Regions from separate parts of the Homo sapiens genome. Here region 1 is linked to region 2. The links are chromatin contacts, found by Hi-C in ENCODE. All regions are on one chromosome and are shown on one strand. Each heading gives the region's core, a stretch centred on a gene start or an enhancer-like site at or near the end of the contact. The rest is flanking DNA. Distances are from core to core; before and after follow the strand shown. Region 1 holds the start of RTCB (RNA 2',3'-cyclic phosphate and 5'-OH ligase). Region 2 holds the start of EWSR1 (EWS RNA binding protein 1).

What was found. Hi-C counts contacts between places; a loop is a spot of excess contacts on that map. Pooled maps may share reads with other maps.
Region 1: a loop to region 2 is called in a map of CD4-positive, alpha-beta T cell, with 5 times the contacts of the local background. The contact joins the promoter of RTCB here to the promoter of EWSR1 in region 2. A Hi-C loop is called at or near these places in 2 of 168 maps with a recorded cell type or tissue (CD4-positive, alpha-beta T cell and naive thymus-derived CD4-positive, alpha-beta T cell) and 6 of 50 pooled maps.

The regions. Positions count from the first base shown.
Region 1 is chr22:32,410,731-32,413,739 of GRCh38, forward strand. It overlaps RTCB (RNA 2',3'-cyclic phosphate and 5'-OH ligase), which reads right to left and starts at 1,517. Exons shown (of 12, transcript NM_014306.5): 1 at 1,334-1,517. The coding sequence starts at 1,426. RefSeq lists an enhancer at 1,487-1,666.
Region 2 is chr22:29,266,905-29,269,867 of GRCh38, forward strand. It overlaps EWSR1 (EWS RNA binding protein 1), which reads left to right and starts at 1,364. Exons shown (of 17, transcript NM_005243.4): 1 at 1,364-1,445. The coding sequence starts at 1,433. RHBDD3 (rhomboid domain containing 3) reads right to left here and starts at 1,077. Exons shown (of 7, transcript NM_012265.3): 1 at 844-1,077; 2 at 522-673. RefSeq lists enhancers at 956-1,827, 1,220-1,279, 1,390-1,449, 2,912-2,961 and a silencer at 1,620-1,709.

The DNA of each region.
Region 1 (3,009 bases), core at 267-2,766, 3.1 Mb after region 2:
TTTTTTTGAGACTCACTCTGTCACCTAGGCTGGAGTGCAGTTTAGAATGATCACGGGTCACTGCAGCCAAGATCTCCCAGGCTCAAGCGATCCCCCTGCCTCAGCCTCCTGAGTAGCTGTGGTGCACACCACCCCGCCTGGCTAATTAAATTTTTTTTGTAGAGACAGGGTCCCACTATATTGCCCAGGCAGGTCTCCAAAGTCCTAGGCACAAAGGATCTTCCCGCCTTGGCCTCCCAAAGCGTTGGGATTACAGGCCATGAACCACTGCGCTCTCCCTATGTTAGATTTTCTATTCCTTCCTTCAGGGTAACGGTTTCCACACAAAGAAAGTGGCCAAACAGCAAACAGAACACAGATTTATCCCCGTGCGCTTTTTCTTCCCTCAGTGTAAGTGACTTGCCAACAAGGGAAACTCAGTAAGCTTTGATTCTGAATAAAAGAATGGAGTGACTATTGGGAGCTGTTTACCAAGACGTGAGACGAGACGGTAAACCTTTGAAGCATTTACTTGGCACCTTCAGGGATTTCAAAAACTATTTAAAAATACGTTGCAAAACTTCATAAACGTTTTCTTTTTTCACATTAATAAAAATATGAGCACAGATGGTGATGAAGGCCGAGAGATACAGAGCCCAGGCTTTCAAACTATCTGATGATCCTGAGCCCTCAAGTCTCCATCTGGGACGTCAAAGAAGTAAACCGGACATCAAGTCCTGGCTGAGCTTCTTCCTAGGTGGGTAGAGGAAGCTATGTCACCGACAGATCCTCGAGGTCCTTCTGTGAAGTGAATATTAAAATCAAACAGGCCCTGCCCTGCGCTACTGCAAGAAATGACATCGCTTTATTAAAAACCAACATGCGATACTGAATGCTGAAAACCTGGTTTAGTGAACAAAGGTTTGTAAACGTTATTTAAATAACCAGCATGACTCAGAGGAGGTGAATTCCAGTCCCAGCAAATGAACCTGGGGCTGGCTGTTCCACCCTGGAAAAGATCACTGAAGTTTCTGTGAACGTAAAACAGCTCACGATACGTTTATGAGACTGATCTGTGAAAACGCTTTGGAAACCCCAATTTCGTATTTATTTAGATTCCCATATCCACCGCACTTAGCTTGTCCTCGTGGTTCGGGGACCTCTCCTGGCGGGAGGTGGTGCCGGAACAGGTTGGGCGGCCCCAGAACCGTGAGGGGAGAAGGACGGGATGAGGGAAACTCTGCAAGGGGCCGGGGCGGACCCAGTGGTCAGGGGAGGTCCAGAGGGCGCAGTGGACGCCGGCCGGGCCGGGGACGGAGCACGGAAGGCCCCGCCATTTGCTCTCCTGCCTTACCTGCATGTTGGGCACGAAGCCCTTCTTGATCCTCCAGCAGTTTTTATTGATCTTCTCCAAGAACTGCAGCTCATCATTATAGCTGCGACTCATGGTGGCGAAAACTGTAGCAAAAACTCCCGGCTCCGCTTTGAAGAGCCGCTGCCGCGTAGTCCGGCTTCTCAGAGCACCGCCTTCCAAGAACCAAAGCGCAGGCGCGACCAGCGCCGCAGCAGATGAGCAACGGCAAGCGCCGAGGCTCAAAATTCTTCAGGCCAATGTCTTTCCTCTGGTTAAGTTGTACTGTCCTGTAGTGTATAACTTTAGGATCTTTATTAGTCGATTTCCTCTAAACTACAGCTAAGCGAAATCCAGAAGTTTAAAGTATAATCTAGTTATCTTTTGTTTTGGAAATGCTTTTCAGCAGCTTATGAAAACACCTTGAGTCTGGGTCAGGTTCGGTGCATTGGCTTGGAGTTTACACCCTCAGCTGGGAGGGGAAAAAGATAACGCCAGCAGCTGAGAAAGAAAAACCTGTTTGAGTAAATACCATAGCTGAACATTTATGTTTCAGAATGAATCTGGATATACACCAAATAACTTTTTTGGTCAGAAAGGAGCATCCCAAAGAATGAAGCATGGCAGCTTATCATTTATTCTGACAAACACTTGTGGGTGCATCTATTGTGGCCAGACATATACTACAAAATGATCAAATCACAGCCCTTATGGATCGCCAAAACTCCCCAGTCTAGCCGCATTTGATGATCAAGACCTCTTTAATCATGCTTTTATACGCCGTGTCTCTTGTTCATAGTGGTAAGTGAGCTTTAAGTGATTTCAGTTTCCAGTTCGGCCTCATGTCAACAACTGCAACTTTGGGATTAGAAAGACGCAAGATTCAATTTCTATCTGTGCCATTTACTGACTTGGTGTGATTAACCCCTCTTATCTCTGTTTCGTCATCTCTAAAATGGGATCATAATTCTTTCTTGAGTAGAAGGCTAAATGAAGTGACACTGGAGGGGTAATCAGCACGGGGCTTGGCACACGGCAAGCACTCTATAAACAGCTCTCCTCTTTCCATTCCCCCACTAGACTGTAAGTGCTGCAAAAAACAGTATGTAGTTTCCATTCATTTGTTGCATTATCTACACTGGTTCCGCTTTTCTTCTCTTCTGCCCCAATTTCTCCCCATTGATTAGGTGCTCTGACACATTAATATCATTCTCAGTTATGAATTGTCTGAGTTTAGTACTCTGCACTGCCATTTCATTGAATCTGTGGTGGGTGAAAAATCCCAAAGCTTGAAGTGATACAACTTTTAGAGTTTCCTGTGGTTACCCTGTTCCTTCTTGGAAAGATTTCAGAGGTAAAGAATTCTCTTTTAAAATCAAGCCTTGATGTCTGTGCAACCTTAGGTCTCTTCCCTTTTCTATGTCTTATTTTATTTTATTATTTTTTTGAGTTGGAGTCTTGCTCTGTCGCCAGGCTGGAGTGCAGTGGTGCCATCTCGGCTCACTGCAACCTCCGCCTCCCAGGTTCAAGCGATTCTCCTGCCTCAGCCTCCCAAGCAGCTGGGACTACAGGTGCGTGCCACCACTCCCAGTTAATTTTTGTATTTTTAGTAGAGACTGGGTTTCACCATGTTGGCCAGGATAGTCTCGACCTCTTGACCTCATGATCCGCCCACCTTG
Region 2 (2,963 bases), core at 114-2,613:
CCTTGGAAGCCCAGCTCAAATATCCCTTCCCCTCCTCTGGCCCCCTAACATCATGGATCTTATCCTTAGGAGCACAGCTTGGCCAGTCTGTCTCCCTAGGCAGGTGGTCTGAGCTCATGGCTCCTCTGATCCAACCCCACATTCCCCAGGGTATTCACAGCACACAGCCAGTGCTTTATATATGTTCACTGAAAAAAGGACACTAGCTTGGCTCCTGGTCCTGCCGAGGGATTTGAAGGTGAACCCTGCCCTTCGCGGACCCGGGCATCCACCTAGGGGGCTGGGGCTAGAGGTCCAGGAAGGTGGGCAGGGTCAGCCTTGCCTGGAGGCAGGGTTTGGGGCCAAGGCACCCACCGTAAACCTCCTCCTGCATCGACACCTCACAACCATTCCCCAGCTCTGGGCACCTTAGCAAGGGTGAAGGGCTTACCCGTGGACACTCGGAACTGGGACTTGAGCCCCCTGGACCTCACTTTCTTCAATCTATGAAACGGGGCAGTGCACCACCAGGCCCTGCCTACCTTACTGGGAAGCCGGGAGGGCAGAATGGAAAGACAAGGACGGAGATTCTTCCGGTGGCGGATAGAGTAGGGGGTCCCAGGATCTGTCTGGTTCGAACTCAGCTGGTGACTTTGCAGAGATACTCAATTTCCTTGGGCCTCAGTTTCCCCTTCTGTAGAAACAAGGATATCGGATGAGGGATGATTAAAGGGCCTGCTCCACCTCGACCGTTACCGGGGATAGGGTCTCGGGGCCAGGCACGGCGTTCGAGGCCTCCCACCCAGCCGACCGGCCTTGGGGACCCTTCCCCGCTGGCCCGGGCCACGCGTCCCGGGTACTCACTGCAGAGCGCGCCCGGCAACCCCGAAAGGCCGGTCGGGGACCCCGGCTGGGAGTCAGGACTCTAGCTCCCGGGCGCGACCCGAGAACCCTGAATCCATTCCGCGCACACCCGGCCGCGTGACCCCTGCCGACCGGCTGGCGCGCCACCCATTCCCCGCGGCCCGCGGATTAGTCAGCAGTTGTTCTAGTCCGGGTCCCTTCCCCCAGCCCTCCCGCCGATCTCCGTCTCCCTGCAGGGCCGACTCTTCAGCGACCGTCCCTAGAGCCAGCGGACGGAACCATTCCAAACAGCCTAGTCTCGTGCTGAGAGCCTCTCCGGTTTCACGCTGAGACCCGCTCACCCCCGCTCTGGCCCCTTAGATGCTATTTTGGCCCGAGTGTCACGTCGGGCGCTCTTTAGAGAGGACTGGGACAAGAGTTGCGGACGCGAAGAACGAGTAAGCGGTGGTTCATCCCTCCTGACCCCACCCCCGTGGCCTGGCCCGATGGTCGCGCCCGGGGTTGCGAGATTTGCGCCTGCGCAGTGCGGCGCCTAGAGGGAAAGCGAGAGGGAGACGGACGTTGAGAGAACGAGGAGGAAGGAGAGAAAATGGCGTCCACGGGTGAGTATGGTGGAACTGCGGTCGCGCCGGCGGTAGCCGGAACGCCCAAACTGGGGGTCGTTCGTCTCTGGGCTTGGCTGGGAAGACTGAGTGGAGTTGCCGAGAGGGGGTTGAGGCACCCGCCGCGGCCCGACGAGCTCGGGGATCCGCATTCCTCTCCCCTCCCCCAACCGGGCGGGCCGGTTCTGGAATCTTCCGGCGCCCGTGGCGCGCGGGGGGCTTGCTGCGGCGGGGGCGCGCGGGGCCCGCCTTGGCCTCCATTGTGTGGCGGTCCTCGCGCCCTGAGCTCCGGGCCTCCCGCCACGTGGGCGGGGCCTGCGGCCTTCGAGGCCCTGCGTGAAGGGGAGGATTTGGCCAGGCCTCAAGCCGGTCACTATGAAACCGCCGGGGGGCCCGCAGGCTGCTGTCCCTGTGAGGCCTCCCTCCCCGTTTTCAGGGTTTCCTGAGAAACCAGGGGAAAAAGCAAATAAAGATACCGTGGATTTGTGGGCCGAGGGGTGCCGGCCTATGAGCGGGAGCCCCGTCATCCTTAAGACCCAGTCGGCTGGGGCGTCTGGCGCTGCCGAGCTGCCCCCTCTGTGGCTTCCAGCCCCAAGCCGAACTTCTGCTCGCCTGGGCTTTAGACAGAATGTGCTTCCCTCCTCCAGGGCCCCCAGTTTGCCGCTTTCTTGGGCTTCTCCATTTTTATCGTTATTAATCCACGTCCTCCCCTCCCCCAAAACCAATTAAGTGGCTTCCCAGGGCCCTTTTTCTGCAAACGCCGAGGGACATCCGTTGTATAATAAGGCCAGCCTGGGTCGAGAGACGAGAAACGCTACCAGAAAGATATTTCTGGTCTCTCTGACCTAGGAGGAACAAAAGGCCGAGCCTTCATTTGAATTATGTTTCAGCAGTGGCCTCGCACGTTTATTCGCCTGCGTTAGGCCGGCAGGCCTGTTGATTTCGTAGGTCGACAGAGGAGAGGGGAAAAAAGGCCAGTAGAAGCAATCTTAAAGGCACTTGCAAGCAAGCCCCGGTTGGGAACTCCAAAATGGGAGTAGAGTGGTCCTTGATGGAAGGAGCGTTTAAGAGTGTCGCCTAGCCATCACCTGCAGTTCGCAATCTGTGGGTACACTAACCCGCGAAAATTGGCAGGGTGGAGCATTTTTGCCCCGGGGGTATTCTCAGGCCACCTGGTTCCAGGCCTTAGAGACAGTGGGAGAAGATGAGAAGGAAGACAGGAAAAGTTCTGGGCACTCCAGAGTTTTTGGAGTCCAGAATCCAGCAACTTAAGGACAGTTTAAGAATTCTCCCCATCTGTGGTCAATAAACAGGTAAGTGTTGGCTGTTCGTGCCGGGATACCAAAGAGTGGATACCAAAGAGTGCCGGTAGAAGAGAGGACTGAAATACCACAGCTAACCTCCCGGTGGGAAGTGGTTTCCTAGGTGCCCTATCCACCCTCTTCTGCTCTGCAAAAGCCTGAAAAGGCAAAACGTGTGCGTTGACATTTTTGCGTGGCTGGACGTGCCTTTTTTCAG